Regions from separate parts of the Homo sapiens genome. Here region 2 is linked to region 1. Evidence: read pairs that join two places in POLR2A ChIA-PET (ENCODE). Cell type or tissue: Panc1. All regions are shown on one strand. Links, peaks and the distances in the headings refer to the core of each region. The heading gives the core; the rest is flanking DNA.

Region 1 (13,386 bases), core at 3,951-7,950:
TAGAATAACACAAGACAACAAACTCTAGTATAAAGTTTGTATTGCCAAAAATTTTGATTATCTACACAACGTAGGAGGTTTGAAATAAAATTATTTTCTAAATAATTAGGAGCTATATAAAATGTTCCTAGATAATAATAAAGAAACATCACTGTCCTGGATAGGAAAATAAGTAGGAAACTACAATTGCTTATTCATAAGACTAACGTCAGGAATCAAATGCTGAATTTGGTGGCACGCAAAGGCTGTTTGCCTCGAAACCAACCTAATATTTTAAGAAGAGCACTCTGAAAATCTTGTCATAAGCATGCTCAGTCTAAGGACTATAAGATTTTTCTGAATTTCAGTTTTTCTGTCTGCAAAATAAGACTTATAACACCATTTGTCCAGAAAGGTGGTAGTGAAAAATGTAGGTTGTGTTACAGAACCTGGTAAAAATAGTTCTCTAAAGTATCATGCAACTCCAAACTAAAGAGTTATTTTAGGCTGGGCGCAGTGGCTCACGCCTGTAATCCCAGCACTTTGGGAGGTCGAGGTGGGCAGATCACAAGCTCAGGAGATCAAGACCATCCTGGCCAACATGGTGAAACCCCGTCTCTACTAAAAATACAAAAATTAACTGGGCGTGGTGGTGCATGCCTGTTGTCCCAGCTACTCAGGAGGCTGAGGCAGGAGAATTGCTTGAACCCAGGAGGCAGAGGTTGCAGTGAGCCCAGATCGCGCCACTGCACTCCAGCCTGGGTGACAGAGTGAGACTCCATCTCAAAAAAAAAAAAAAGTTATTTTATTCATTATAATAAATATTGTATTTCCAAATATTAACTCTAATATTCAATAGAATAAACTGAATTCCTATATCAGGAAACTCAGATAAGTAGCCTGTCAATAATTCTACTCATGCATATAACACTTGTCTCTGTAAAACTTGATACTTATGCACGTAGACATCTAAGACATTCCTTTTAGCAATGTAAAAGTTGTTTTATGACCAACTCATTGGCCTTCACCCACCTGATTCTGCAGAGCATATATTTTAAGAGGAAGAGGCACAAGAATTTCAAAATATATAACCTTACTGAGCTAAATTCTGTGCTGACATGGAAACCTTTGACTATAATTATTCTAACAATAGCATCAGGTTACCAACTCCCTCACCAGGTGAAGTCAAAAGCTTCCCCTGAAAAGGCAAAGGTTTCTCAGTGAACACTAGGCAACGTGGTTCATAAAAATTCATTATATTGCCCTTCTTTTCCTGTAGTAAGACAGATGTAAAATCAGGAATTTTCCCAGTAGATCCTTCTCATAGCATTTAGAAAATGAACTTGGAAACACACACACACATAAACACACACACACACACACACACACACTGACAGAATGCATTGAACTCGATAAGAGAGTTGTAGGTAAAGCATGTGACATGCCACAGATAAAAGGTGCCATGCATTCAACAACAGCATCTTTTAATGCAAAGGATCACCATATGCACGTGCTAGGAACTTGCACTGCTCACATAGTTATGGGAAATGCGGGTGGAATGTCAAACATGTAGAGAATAGGCCTATAATTATTCCCGAAACTTCAGGAAATAAACATTCACTTTCAAGAAATTGTTTTCAGCTGCTTTAAAGCCAAGTGACAGCTAAATTACAGTTCAGGGAAGGAAAAGTTTCCATTTTCTAATTTGATGCATTTGGTTGCATCGTTCTACATTATCCAGAGTCAGGGCTGCCATATCCTGTCATGCTTCAAACCCTGGGCTGAAAGCTCCAGGCAGCTGAAAGAGCTGTCTGTCCAGACACACAGTGTGCTCAGTGTGCCATAAGGAAAGCGTTTGGGGACTTGGAGCAAGTCTTTTGGTTAACAATCCTCAGATTTCCACCAGTGCTTTTGACTGTACATGCTGCGGCTGCTCCTTCTGCATCTCCTTTGTGCCAGCCTGTGATGTGTTTATGGAAACTCTGCTGGCCTTGCCTGGAAACAGCCCCAAACCCATTCTTCTATGGTTTTCCTGGGAAAGAAGGATGGAAAGGTAGACAGAAGAGATGGTGGGAGTCAAAACAGAAAGTCTTAGGTGCTCACAAGTTGACCAGTAACTGTCAGGAAAATAAATAACGTGCCGATATCTGACAGTATAAGAAGAAAGAAAGGAAATTAAGTTTTTATTAAAAGAGATAACAGAAATGTTATCAGTCAGGCAGTTTCCTATTGCCTGCTGGGTCTAGTAATGAGGATTCCCAGTTCTGTAAAGGATAAGCTGTCAGAAAAGGCCTATGGATGCACAGTAAGAGTTTCATCGAAGCTTCATTCCACTGCAGATCTTACTCTTATGAAACATTTATTTAAAATACTCTAAACAATTAATATGAAAATTTAAAAAATTATATATACTTTGCTTAACTTGGGGCCTTCAGCTAGATTTTTCTGCTTTAAGTCCTAGAGCATGATGAATTAGAAACATGTATTCAAAAGGAAAAATATTTCATATAACAAATTTATACACAAAAGAATGAAGCTAAAAGTTCTGGCTGAGATTAATGTTTATTACAAGAAATTCAAAGTACTATTTCCCTGATTTCTTCTCATTAGGACTTATGTATCCATTTATTATGATATTGAGCAACTCAAAAAGAGAAAAACACATCAAAAAATTGAAAGTTATATTAAAGTTAAAAAAAAAAAGAAAAAAACCCTGACAATCTCTCCTATAAGATCAGTTCACGTTGCCTGTCAAAGTTTGCTAAACAATCAACTTGTTGAATTAGGCAATGTTTTCACCCCATATGATACCCACACCTCAAAAAGCTTTTATTTATTTTATTTTTATTTATTTATTATTTTTTTTGAGACTGAGTTTTGCTCCTGTTGCCCAGGTGTAGTGGCGTGACCTCATCTCACTGTAACCGCTGCCTCCTGGATTCAAGAGATTCTCCTGTCTCAGCCTCCTCAGTAGCTGGGATTACTGGCATGTGCCACTACGCCCAGCCAATTTTTTGTGTTTTTAGTAGAGACAGGGTTTCATTATGTTGGCCAGGCTGGTCTCGAACTCCTGACCTCAGGTCATCCACCTGCCTCAGCCTCCCAAAGTGCAGATTACAGGCGTGAGCCACTACACCCGGCCTCAAAACCCTTTTAAATGTTAAAAATTATGAATGGTCCAAATAATTGAGTATGGAACAAAAGAGAAGATGAAAGAGAGGCTTGATTCAAATGAGTTATACATCTTTATTAGCACAAATTAAAGTTCTTCATATGTACCAACTTCCTCCAGAACACTAAATTGGGAACAACAAACAAGTCCCAGAGAGCGTCTTTTCACACTTCCTAATCTTGGTTTGAACAGTTCCTGGGTTGCATTGAAAATTGATTTTGTTTTCTAAGTAGGTTTTCAAATTCAGATATTCTGAACAGTGGTTGACTGATTGCATGATTCATGGTGGCAAACCCTTCAGTGCTGGTGAAGTGGGAAGATCCGCAGATGTCAGGGCAGTCGGGGTACAAGTGTGGATACTCCAATTTTTAATTTAATGGGTTATTTTGGTGTGGAAATGGCTGAAGCTTGAGTGAGGAATGAGAGAAAATAATTATCTGAGGCATGAGAGCTGAGTAGAGTTGTTCTTGATTTTAAAGTTATTTTTGCAGAACCAAAAAACACACTACATATTCTTTTAAAAATTATTTCTAATTTCTGAATTTATTTTAAAAATTTTCAGAAAGGAATGCAACTTAAATAGCATTTGTATTGCCCTAAAAATCTTTGGGGGAACAAAAAATGATATAAATAAGCAAGTTTAGTTACTACTACATGTGTATTCTTTATTGACATATAGTACTTAAAATCCAGACTGTCCCAGAACATCTGCAGACCATTTTATACATTCCACAGGAAACCTTTGGGCACGAATTATTAAAATTTCTGAAGAAGGAGGTGAAATACAGAAAACTAAGATATTTAAATATGTCTCAAACAGGCCTTTGGTTAAAATGGCTCCATAATTTCACACTTAAACATATCACCTCTTTCTTTTCCAAAGACAGAGCAATGGCAGATAAAATCAATTAAGAGTAATTGAGCTCAAAAAAAACTATATAAACATCTACATGCACTAGAAGTGCAACAAAAACACAGACCAGTAATAAGCTGAAACTCAGAGCTTTCTGGTTCTTGGGGAGGTTGGCTAAAATCTTGGCTATTGAAAAGTTAACAGGGACTAGAAATGCCTAATCTAAGCTGGGAGGCACAATCCAGTCTTATTAATTGAAGCCAGGGACTCTCTTCAAACCCACCATGAAATGAGGCCAAAGAAAAGAGCTACTGACAACCAAGAAAATCAACAATGAGACCATCAATTTATTCCAAATAAAATTAATTTTAGAAAGCACTTTGACAGTCTTTAAAGTGAGGATACTTATGATGCTCATTTCATCTGTTTTCAAAGTGGAAAAGAAATTATAAAATAAGATGTGGAGAAATGAGGCATGAAAAATGTGAGCTATGTGAAAAAGCTTATTAGGAACCGTGAAAATAAAAAAAAAGAACTTAAAAAATCTTCTTAAGTTACAAAAAGGCTGAAATAAGCACAATTAGAGAATTAGTAAATTTTAAGAACTGGTGAATTCCCTCAAAAATGTATCATGAAGAGATGTAAAACAAAGAGCAGTTGAGAGCCAGAGGCACCGCCTTGCAAGTTCTCTGCATCATAGAAAAGTCGGGAACTACCGCCCCCAGAATCCCCTTTCCTCCATGATTTCAGGTTAATATTCACTGGTGAATGGCATTCACATGAAAATGTGGGGTGGAAGGGATGGGTAGGCATTATTCTCCTGAGACATTTGCACCCAGACATACGGACAGACATGAGATTCACATCAGCTTTCCCGGGAGCTCTTGAGGACCACCTGCTTCAGAACTTCAGGCTGAGATTATCAGGGGTGGCTCTTTTGATCTTCACCTCCCCAGTTCTTCACATGTAAGCCCCTAATGGTTATATTAAAACCACTTATACCCAGAGTGCAGAGAGAGCTTCTGTGTTCCTGAGCAAATACTGAATACATGCAGTTTGCATATGATAGTTATTTTATTATTTATTTTATTATATCCTCTCTTAGCCTTTTAAAAGATGAGAAAAAAAAGGCATACAGAATTAGCTGCTCCACATCACAATAAATAATCAGGGATTGATCCCTCAAGCCTATGCTGATCCTGATTAAATAGGAGTGTGTTGGGAAGAATGCTGAAGCTGTATGGGCACAGTGAGAACCAAGGTCATAATCTCCTGGCAATATTACTGACAATGCGTGGGTACAGGGCAGGGAGTGGTCATAAATGTATTTGTCAGTTGCATACTAAAATATCAAGGGAATAATAAAATGACAGCCCTGTTTTGGCCCTCTGTGACCCAGGTCTGTACACTAGAAAGTTACACTTGCATTGGGCAATTGTTTGGCCCTCTGCACAAATCAGGATCAAAACATAGTCTCTCATATGTTAAACATTATAAATTAACTACATCATGTTTCTTCTTTCACATTTTTAGACGTCTCCTAATCATTTTACTGCCCATTTAATACCTATAAACAGTAATCTTTCTAAAGGTTTTTATATTAACATATTCCTTTCTGGGCTTACTCAGACAAAACACCGGCTTTACTAAAAGCCCTTGGTCACTCAGTAAAATGTTATCATTCATCCCATGGTGCTGTGTAACCTTGCAGAGAAGCCTGCCTCATACATAAGATCAATAATAATTGTGATGTACCCTGTATGGGCAAGATTTGGTACTTCCTTTATGAAAGACTGAAAGACAGAAAAAAGAATAGTGTTACTGTTACTGGGCACATTTATTCTCGTTTTACAAGCACTATGCAATTTAATTTGGATTCAACTTCCCTATTCTATAATCTGCACTTCTTTCCGAATGCCAATAGGAAGGAAATGGCAAATCAGAAGAGTCTAGTAAGTGCGCATTTTAAACATAAGGCAGGAATTTTAGATCTACCATGTGTCAGATCTTTGTTCTTGGTTCATCAGGCCACAATTCATGCCAAATCATTTATCTTATTTTTATTTCAAGACTACAATTGATACACTATGAAGTGTAGCAGTTAGAGAAAATGATTAATAGGTCTCTTTAGCTGTTGATAAATGGTTGAGAACATAAAAATGGAACAAAAGAAACAACAACTATAGATTATAGAAATAGTGATCCTGATGTAGAATTGAAGTCTTTCATCTATTTCTGGGAAAGAGGGCAATAATCTAATGAGAATATTTCTCTATTTTCCCACTCTGAACTCCTTATTTACAAGTAGACATATTCTTAATTTGCTTTTTGATAATGTAAATCAGTACTATATTTTAGACTATGTTTTAGAAACTTTAAAAACTTCTTTCTATACGTGTCTAATTTGAGGCTGCCGGGTGATTTGGTTCAGCTAGGATGTGAGTTTTACTCAGTTCTCATTTCAAAAGCAGAACGTTCGGGCCACTATTTGTCAGGTGATTATGCTCTGCTTATGTTCATTCAGGTGGTCACTGAATTGCCTGCAATCTGCACCATTAATCAAGTTGCCTACTTGGTTGTTAAGGGAACTGAAAACCCCCGCTCAGCTATTTTTTCCAATCTGGTGTTTTTCATGGTTTCACCACTTTATCATGTTAGTTACTGAATTTCCCTATTTTGCATTCACTTGTTCACTCACATTAGAAAAATACATCAGTGTATGTATTTTAGTCTGCATAGAAATCTGGCAATGCCTTTTAAGTCGACCCTGATAAAAAGAATACTAAGAAAATTTTCATAGCAAGAGATGTAGCTGGTCTCCAAAAGATAGATTTAATTTACTAGCATGGGAAATAATAACAGAATCATTTTCTATTTACCAATCAAAACTATGTCCATGTATTTCCACTGTCATTATCTACTTTATATTTAGTGGAAATACTTAAGCAAATATTAATAATCAGTATAATATTCCTGAGGACTCTGACTCTGTCTTTAGAGATGAAATTAAGGAGAGAGCTGAGCAATTACCAAATGGGTTTTATCCACAAAGACAAGTCCTAGAAAAGCCTTGCTAAAGCGATGCCTTGCCCTCAATTTAAAAAATCTTTTCTGTAATCCATTTCACCCTGTTTTAAAAAATATTAATTAACTAATCCAACAAATATTTAATGGGCACTGATTTTGCTATAGGCTTTGGGGTATTTAAAAGATGAGAATACCCTCAGGAAGTTCTAGAAATGGGGAGTCCCCATAAGTTCGATCTCATACCCTCTCTTTAACCCCTGTCCACTTAATAAGTTTCAATATGGTGCCCCAGTATATCAGATGAAAAGAATTATAGCATTGAAAGTGTAATAACTATGTGAAAAATGGATGAAATAAGCTATATTAATTATGAAACACATTCATGATGTCTTCAACTAAGTCTAAAAAATGTGTACATTTTTCAAGATAGAAAAATAAATTCACAGTTTATGACTACAAGCTTTAGGAGAGATGGGTCACTATGCCATCCAATATGTATGTATTGTATCACATCCTAAGCTGTTTCTCCCTGTATATTCTAGTGAAGCAGAGAAGCTAAACAGCCATGACAAGTACAAGGACAGGTTATCACATGTGCACATAGGAAGGGCAACTAGCCAGCAACACGTCTATCAGAGATTCTTTATTTCAGCAGGAATGTCCTCTGAATTATCACCTGTTTTTCCTAATAAAGAGACTAGGTCCCTAGAAGGTGACAGTGGCAAGAGATAAACTGTAGGTGTTCATTTACTGAATGTTTTCTCATTATACGTTTGTTTATTGGACATACATTCAGTAATCTCTCAGGTGCCAGGTTTTGCATCAGCATCTGTGATGTTACTATGTCTTCTAGAAAGAAAATAAAAATCCCAGAAAGAGCTTCAGATTCATTATCTTGTCCTCTACCCAGTGAGCTATCCAAAGTTTTGTAACTTTTGTTTAAAAAAGCCTTATGTCTGCTGGGAGTGAGTTTTCCAAATTTTCTGTGGGGAAAACCTTCCCATTATGAAAATTATTCTTCAAAGAAATTAAACTAGTTCTTTCTGTCTTGCAAGCCATTGTTAAAGAAATAAAGAAAACTCTAAGCCTAAGGCAAGCCCTAGATAACACCTAAAAATAGAGATTTTTTTGGCAAAAATAGAGATGTTTTTGGCATATTTAGAAGAAATTACAGAGAATATACTTCTTTGATCACCTTTCTTTGTTTCTACAGTGTTGGAAACTTGTAGAAACAAAAACCTACTTGAAAAACAAAACCTGTAAATGAGTTATTTCACTTAAAGGAAATGCAATTTTACCTAAAAGGAGTCTTTTTTTTTCCTTTCAGTGTAAGGCAAGAGTAATTTAATTTAGGAGGCTGTTAACCTCCAATGTAACAGATACATAAATCATATTAAAACCACCTTGGAATTTGTAGTGAGCAATGAAATAGATCCCAAGACCAATAAAAGAACTCAGCTAAGTGACTTATCTAAAATGTACACCAGGTAGCAAAGAAGAGGATTCAGGTTTAATTTAAAAGCAAATATCCAGTTTCCTTTTCCTATTTTTCTATATTTTCCTCTTCACTAAGATATAGTTTCAAAGTAATATTCTTGTTCTTTTTCATTATGCTTTCTTTCCTTTTATTTTTTCTTTCTCTTTTTCAGGCTGAGTTTGATGTAAGTTTGGAAGCTACTAAAAAGGGCTTAGGTCCATTTAAAAATTAAAACCAACTCTGCTTCTCAATTGTTTGATTAAAAATTTTGCCTGATTTAAGTTCACAAAATACTAATAGTATTTTTTGTATGATTATATTATACCAATTGTGTCATCTCAAATTAAAATTTTAAAATGCTATTTTAACATTTCATATAAAAGGAAATAAATTTAAGATTTGGAAACTTGACCAGAATACATGTAATACACATAATAAGAAATTATTCCTTGCAAGTCAAGGTGACATTCTGCCCCTAAAAAATTTTAAATAATTTACTTCATGTGAAAATAATGTAAAGAGTATACATTCCATAAGATACAGAGTAATCAAATACTGCATAACTTTGGTATCTCTCTTTCTCTCTTGATTTTTGCTATGTATCACTAGTAACGATATGTTTGTCAATGGAGCAAAATAAGTTTTAGGAATGATAGTACTAAATTAACATAGCCACTGGACATCTGCTTTTTATAATCTTGATGTCCTACATTATTAAGTTATCAATCTCTGAAATACAGTACTGTTGTCTGTTGCTAACAAAAAGAATATTGTACCAGAAAAGGGAGCATTAAACTATCCCAATAATTGGCATTTCAATAGCCAAAAAAATGCCTCTTGAATTTGCTTCTTACAGGTCTGAACATACTATAGTCTGGCATGAATTGACCCAGGAGTATCCTTGCAGTGTTGAGGTCTCTTCTGTTTACAAAATCTAAAACTGTAGAAAAAGAGCCAACTGGCTTGAAGGGGCAGCCATTGCTTCTATAGCTATGTCTTTGTGTCTTTATTCAGTCTTAATGCCTTTACAGAAAATAGTCCAATTTGGGACCTACAACTACAATAGTCCAATATGGGGCCTACAACTAGTTCCTGACCTCAGTCAAAGCAAATAAAATGTGTTTATTTACCAAAAAGACTTTTACTACTTGTATAAAATGCCCCCTTTGGGAAATAGGTACTGGGTAGATTGTTGAAAGTGAAGATGAATTAGTTTACTTTGGGACAGAATGTAGAGAATAAGATATGATGGCATATATTAGCCTTGGTAAAATCCCAGAGGAAAAGGACACAAAGAAGGGAGTGAAGCAGGAAGGCAGGGAAAGCAATAACAGGGATGGAACTATTATCTACCTGGCCACCCTGATAATAGTTACAGCTGATCACTGGAACATAACGGAGGTTCTGAGAGGCCACAAAACTATTGTGCCTCATGACAGTCTGTCTGTGGGAAAAGAGGAAAAGAACGTACATGTTGGTTTATTTTCATTCACTATTTATCGCTATATCCATATACTTCTCAATTTGTCACGAACTGCTGTAGTGTAGCTAGCATCCTCAGGGCTCTAGTTTGGCCAACATGCAGATGCAGGGACCAACACTGTGTGTGTGTGTGTGTGTGTGTGTGTGTGTGTGTGTGTGTGTGTGTGTGGTGGGAGTGGAGAGCAGTCTAAACCTGGATCCACATCTGCAAAAACAAGCACATGTCATTGCTAGGGCTGTGCCAGAAAGCCAAGCAAATGTGTTCATCTGTGGTCATGCGGAAATATACCCTGTACAAAGAATAAGTCTAGTTTGAGAAAGCTGATTACCTCAGGAAAGGTTAGTTACTTCCTCCCCTGTGTTTCTACAGCACCTAATATACACCAATATTAGTAATTTGAGCCCATTATATCATAACTATTTATGTGTGTGTGTGTCTGTCTGTAAAAGATGGTTAACTCCTTAAGTAGGGTAACCTTATTTCTGGGTTTGTACTCGATTCACTACAGTTTAGTTAACATTGGATAATTATTTTAATTCCTTCTTTTACTTTCAAAGTGTCTTTGTTTGGGTAATGAATTACAGGATCACTGTACTCATAAGATATAGTCATGTTTTATTCAATATTGAAAGTACATTCATGCCTAGTATAACATCTACATCATAAGATGTGTTTAATAAGAGTTTATAACCTTTTGAAAATGGAAATAGTGATAAGATTGAAGAATTTGAATAATTTAGAATGTTAAAAAGAGAAAATAGAGATATTGACAATATTTGCTAAATTTAAAAAATAATTGCTTTCATAGAATTTATTGGATAGAATGCAAAGATATTAAAATTTAAACACATCTGGTATGATTTTAATATTTGCTTACTGAGAGAATTACAAGAGGGAAATAATATTAGTTGATAAATAAGCAATAATAGCTACAGTGGTTGTCCTGTGCCAGACACTAGGCACTTTACATGGATCATTTCATTTCTGGCAGACATTGCTAATGCCTACCCAATTAATAGTCTGTTCTTTCCTAACAGGCCACTGATTTTGTTTGGGGCGGAAATGTGTCCAAACAAAAATCCCTTTAATGTTCTAGCCTCCACTGCAGCAAGTGGTAGCCATGAGACACTGTAATAGCTTCTGAGATGCAGTGGGAATCCAGCAAAAAGATTTCTGAAAAAGGTTTTGCTTCCTTAAAACAGGTAGATACTGGTTCCTTCTTGTCTTTCCTGCATAAAATGTTGATAATAGACTTTCAGGAGGAACAGCAACCTTGCAACCATAAATGTGAAAATCACACATGAGTACATGCTACAGTCTTGGGCTGCCAAATTCTAGGCTTCTTCTTATGTGTGAGAAAGAAATCCCTAACTCTTCAAGCCAATGTTAATTGCATTTTCTGTTGTCTACACCATTTCCAAAAGATACATTATTTACTTTTTATAATATCACTATGGAGTATTAGGTTGAATCATATGAAATACTGATCTATGAAAATGGCAATTGAATTAATTCATTTTTCATAATTAATTTAACAAATATTTATCACACATCTACCATGGGCCAGGAACTAGCACATGCTAGCAAACTAGAAAAAGTCACCCTTATTTTAAAATGTAGTAATGAAATATTACTGTAGACCCTGATATGGTTTGGCTGTGTCCCTACCCAAATCTCATCTTGAATTTCAGTTCCCCACATGTTGTGGGAGGAACCTGGTGGGAGATAATTGAATCATGGGAGCGTTACCTTCATGCTGTTCTCCTGATACTGAGTGAGTTCTCATGAGATCTGATGGTTTTATAAGGGACTTTTCTCCCTTTTGCTTGCCACTTCTCCTTCCTGTCACCTTATGAAGAAGGACATGTTTGCTTCCCCTTCTGCCATGATTGTAACTTTCCTGAGGCCTCTCCAGCCATGTGGAACTGTGAGTCAATTAAACCTCTTTCTTTTATAAGTTACCCAGTTTCAGGTATGTCTTTATTAGCAGTGTGAGAACGGACTAATACAACTCCCAAATTCATAAAACTGGAACCATAGTTAACTAAACCAAAAGGATAATGACCTGAATATAAAAGTCAGATATGATAGGATGAATATTATACAGATGTATTAGTTGAAGCCAAACAGATAATTGCCTTTCAACATACATTTGGGAACAATTTGAAGTTTAGTATCATGTATAGTGGCTGTTATAAAGTTGAGAAAATTGGAGCTCTGTAAACACAGGAAAAATAGAATAGGGTAATTCCTCTAAGAGATTGCAGTTTAAAAAGAGGAGGCCAAGATTCAGGATCCATTGGTGAGCTGCTTTAGTTTCTCTACAATTTCTGTTTAAAATGTAGGCCATGGACTTTGGACAGCAGCTTCAATCTGAGTTTATATCCAAGTAATTTTTTTTCTTGCCAAGAACAACCAGACTTGGCAGGAAATGCTGACACACAAGCGTCAGTTCCCCAGCAGTACCAAATCTATCTTCTAAGAACTGTGGTCAGACACCGTAATGAGGCTTTCATGGGGAAAAATAATAGTTCTTGACCTGACACCTGAAAAACTAAACAAAACAAAAGCCAAAAAAAGTTACTTTAGTCGATTCTAAAAATTCATTTTAGTTGGAAGGATTCCTCTTTAGTTTTTCTTTTTATTTTCCTAATATGTCTCCTGTAAAAAAATCTTGATTTGAGAAGCAAAGTATACTTTCCAAACATCTAGGCAGAAAGGCTACTCTAATGGTGTGTTTTATCAAACAATTACTTTGTGATATGCACACCACAAGATTTAACTTGAAAGTTGGGGATAAAATTCAATTTTGCTTTGCAAGATTTTTGAGTATTTCCTAGTAAGAAAGCATGCCATTTTGTCTTCACATCTTGAGGAACTGGAAAAAAAAAAAAAGCGTCAATGAGAACATTGAAGGTTTTCACTAAATAATATTAAATAACGTTTAAATGGTGATTTCCTATCTCTATTTATGGTTCAGGCCTTCTAGCTTGCTAATTCCAAGTAACAGGATCCTTTGGTAGATAAGATGGGTGTTGAAATGCCTCTTTTCCCCAGCAGAGTATACTTAATTAGGTGTTTTCTGCTTGTGTTGAGGTTATTAGCTCATCAAAAAAGTACTGATATTTTCTGGGGGGAGCTTAGGGTGGCTTTGGGTCCTGGTCTGCCTGACTCCATCTTCTCCAAAGAGAATATATGTCCTGCATGAAGGGACCTGAGGAACTTATGATCCTGTTTTTGTCAGGTGGCATAAGGATGGAGCTGATACGAAAGTGCTGGGGAGGGAAGAGCGTGGTCCCTTTAAATAATATGAGAAGGGGTAAGGGAAGTGCTGAGGTGAGGAGATTGTGGTCCCTGGCTAGGGTTCCACCCCCATGGACCTAGGTGAGGACAGG
Region 2 (4,000 bases), core at 1-4,000, 810 kb after region 1:
ACTGGGGAAAAATCATATATTGATGAATTAGTGAAAGATTTTGCGCAGCACATAGCAGTGGACTTTGTGGAATCACTATGTGGCCAATTTGATTCTACTAGGAGGACGGCTGGTACAATTTTAGAGTTCTTGGTGACTAACCATTATCATGGTTATTTAAAAACAACAACAAATTAAAAAACAGTTAATTTTTGTTTTGCTATATAAATTAAACCTTGACTAGGATCTTCAAATTTATTGGTTGCTTTGTACTGCAAACTAGTTTACTTGATCACATTTATGGATAGATAAGTAATAATACCAGGCAGTTTATACCATGGTCAAATACACAGCAGAGAAAAGCCAATACTACTATAATCACAGATGAAAGAAATCCTGAAATCCTGTAGAATCTGGAGAAGACCTCACGGAAGTGGTGGGATTGAGTTTTACAGAAAGAGTAAGTGTATGTTTTAAACAGCAGAAATTATCTCAATCCTGGTGGCAACATCTGTTCTGGGGGTAAAGAAGAGAAGAGTTTCACCAAAATAGCAGGTCTCTGTGAAAGGAACTTATGGATGTCCATTTCAAAGAATAGAGAAAGGCCATATTATTAAAAGAAAAGGGCATTAAAATCAAACTGAAAGTCTGGGTTTCAATGTCAATGCTTTTTCAAAGTGTGGTCTCTACTCCAACAGCCTCATCCTCACCTGAAGCATGTTATATATGTAAATTATCAGGCCCCACTCCAGTCCCACTGGATCTGAAACGGTGGAATGGGGCTGAGCGAACTGTTTTAGTAAGCCCTCCAGGTGATTTTGATGCTCACTGGAGAACGATGCTCTAAATGATATGAAGCTGCAGATTTCTGAAAGGTATGTAAAGTGATGTTTCTGTAGGATTAAGGTGGCAACTGTGGTTTAGATTGGATAGAGAAGAGATTGGAGGCAGGAAAGTCTATTTTAAAACATAACATCTTAATCAGCATAACATATATATACTATCATACCTGCTGCTGAATTCCAAAGCTGTTCTTTGTCAGGGTTTTAGCATCTTCATTTTGTGCTACAACATATTATGTTGTGGCAATATACCTTAGTGAGCCTGCTTTAAATTATTTAACAATCAAGTAAATGCTTTCATTTTATTACAGTGAAAGCTAATTTAATGACTTTTAGCTAGTAACTAGTAGGAGGAAACTCCATCTTTGCACAAAAAACAATAAAAATCCAGCAACCTTATAAATATACATCAGATAGATGGGGGACCATTTTTAGGTCATGAATTTGCATTATTTAAGAGAGCTTTAACAGAGACTCTCCTTCCCTAGACATAATAGTTTCAAATAAACATGTGCGAACTTGCAGTACTATGGGTTGTTTACGAGAGAGGGAGTGGAGAAAACGGAGAGAGAGGACAGAGATAGTGGTTATTCTGAAGAGCGAATGAGAGAGTGGGGGAGCAGAAGAGTGACGAGAAGAAAATGAAAGAAGAAAAATGCAGCAAGAGTATAAAAATTATGTGCCTTAAAAATCAGATCCATCAGCCATTTGGTCTCAGTGGATTAGTAGAGTAGGGAAGCCATCTGCCTAGAAGCACTTGGTAATGAGCAACAGCTAGAACCGTCCAGTTGCAAAGAACTCATGCTTCTGTGCCTCAGGGCAAAAAATGACTGTAATGCTGCTGGATGGCCGCCCTTTAAGTGTTTTCTTAAGTTTGAAATCTTGGCACTTTTTATTTATCCATCTATAGAAAACCTGCTGTGTGAGAACCTCGCAGCAAATGTACTTATGGAACCCCATGTGTGAAGTGATATTGTTTACATAAGGCTTACACAATTTGAGAATAACGCAATTTGACAGAAGAGACAGGTTGATGAAATGTCTGTGGGTTTTTTTTTTTTTTTTTGGCATTATAGTTGAGTGGGTAGAACATAGCCATGGGAAAGCCGAGAGCTGGCCCCAGTTTCTGGCTCTGTTACTGACATCCTGTATGTTTCAGGGCAAGAGACATGGCTTCATCCCCATATCCGTTCTAGAGCTGGACGGGGGGCAGAGGGGTGCAAGGGATTGATTGTACATGGCTCCAGCACTTTTATCTTTTATAAGATGAGGAAAGTTATCCAACAGATAACTTCCAAGCCACATGTGCCACGGGCAGTCTCCCCTCAGGTTAGGATGTAAAAAGAGAGCCTGTCATCAAGACCAAAACTTGAATATTGTTAGTGTTGGAACTGCATGGAGCAGCTGGTCAGGGAAGTAGGGTGGAGGCCTGGGAGAGTGTGATAAGAAAGGTCATGCTTGGTGTGGAAATTGGTAGGACTCTGGAATAAGTGCCCAAAAGCATTAGGCAAGTTGCAAGGGCCTTCGGCTGGAGAAGAGACCCAGAATCAGAGCACACCCGTGAGTTACGGTAAAATCAAGGCAGTGGGACCAACCCTGGAGGTGGTTAAGGAGCGAGGAGGGCGTGGTAAGGGAGTAATGATCACATGTACCCAGGGTTCACTAAATGCCAGGTACAGATTCAGCACTTTGACTATATTAATTCATTTAATCATCACAAACCCTCATGAAGTAGTACTATTATAATCCCCATTTTACAGATGAGCAAACTGAGGCACACCAAGGTTAAGATGATAGCATTGGTAGTGGCTTAAAGGCTGAGCATTTGGGCTAGCTCCTGGCACTTCACAGGAATGGAAGAGGTGGGGTGAGGTAGATTTATGTGTGTAGATCAGAAATAAAGTTCCCAGTACACAGGTTAACTCTGTGGTCCAATCAGAAGGCTTCCTGCACACTTCCTGTAAGGGTGCTAGCCAAGTCCAGAATGTGAAAGACTTATAGTAGAGCAGTTTCTCACCTCTCCCGACTCAGAGAATAGCGGCTGCGTGAATCTGTTTTACCACTCCAGGCCGATCCTGCCACTGTGATGCTCTGCCAGGCCTGGGAGACAGGAGATTGGTGGCCTCTGCACCAGTTTGGGGAGAGTGGGCTCGGTAGCATTACAAAACCACAGACTTACACAAACTCTGTGTTTACCCAACAGAAAACGAAGTGGAAAGTTTGCAATTATGTAGCTTATTTGAACCAAGCAGTCATCCAAACCGGGTAATTTGACTCTCAGACATAAACCGGTTACAGTAGAGAAGGGTTGAAAATGTGTTTCTCTCTCTCTGACACACACACATACACACACACACACACACAAAGCTTTGTTTGAGTAAAATGCAATTTGAAAACCTCACTTGAGTAACATAGTTGTTGAGATTCTTTTAGCTAAACTGTACTTTCAGAAGAGTAAGGCAGTGTACAATTTTGAAGAATAACACTTTAATATATTGCCAAAGCTCACAATGCTTACGGTGATACTACAGGTGAATTCGTTTCTCTTTTCAGATAGAATATAACCTGCAAAGATCCTTGGAGCATTCATTTTTCTATTAATTACTTCTTTTGAAAAACACAAGTTGGGCCGGGCATGGTGGCTCACGCCTGTAATCCCAGGACTTTGGGAGGCCGAGGCGGGTGGATCACGAGGTCAGGAGTTTAAGACCAGCCTGGCCAAGATGGTGAAACCCCGTCTTTACTAAAAATTAAAAAAAAAAAAAAATTAGTTGGGTTTGGTGGTGGGCGTCTGTAATCCCAGCTACTCGGGAGGCTGAGGCAGAAAATTGCTTGAACCAGGGAGGCAGAGGTTGCAGTGAGCCGAGATTGTGCCACTGCACTCCGGCCTGGGCGACAGAGTGAGACTTCGTCTCAAAAAAAAAAACAAACACAAGTTGCTTTTCAAATGAATTTCTTATTAGTTTCCTCTTCCCTACATCTGAGCAAAAAAATTTCAGAATTTAAAAAGTAAAGTTAAATTTTAAAAGTACGTCAGACTTGGAATCTGGCCCTGGACCATCATGAACTATCTCATAAGCTTTGGTGAGTCAATGTCCTGAGTCGACTGGAGCCATTAAACCATGGAATTTTAGAACTGGAATGGAGACTTAATAATTACATAATTATAAGTAGAGGTT

The links. ChIA-PET counts read pairs that join two places held together with the same protein. Peaks named below come from ENCODE experiments on the same cell type or tissue, not always from the same donor. Only the 100,000 strongest peaks of a DNase experiment are listed, where the experiment ranks them.
Region 2: POLR2A ChIA-PET joins it to region 1 with 6 read pairs; 1 of 35 experiments calls an interaction of 5 or more read pairs at or near these places.

What each region holds. Positions count from the first base shown.
Region 1 is chr5:124,028,589-124,041,974 of GRCh38, forward strand. No RefSeq gene overlaps it. Among named protein-coding and RNA genes, the nearest start is that of LINC01170, 400 kb to the right of the region's middle. RefSeq lists an enhancer at 6,701-6,750. In Panc1, for the core only: no CTCF peak of the experiment used is centred there; no DNase peak of the experiment used is centred there; H3K27ac peaks cover 458 bases.
Region 2 is chr5:124,840,675-124,844,674 of GRCh38, forward strand. No RefSeq gene overlaps it. Among named protein-coding and RNA genes, the nearest start is that of ZNF608, 96 kb to the left of the region's middle. In Panc1, for the core only: no CTCF peak of the experiment used is centred there; no DNase peak of the experiment used is centred there; H3K27ac peaks cover 444 bases.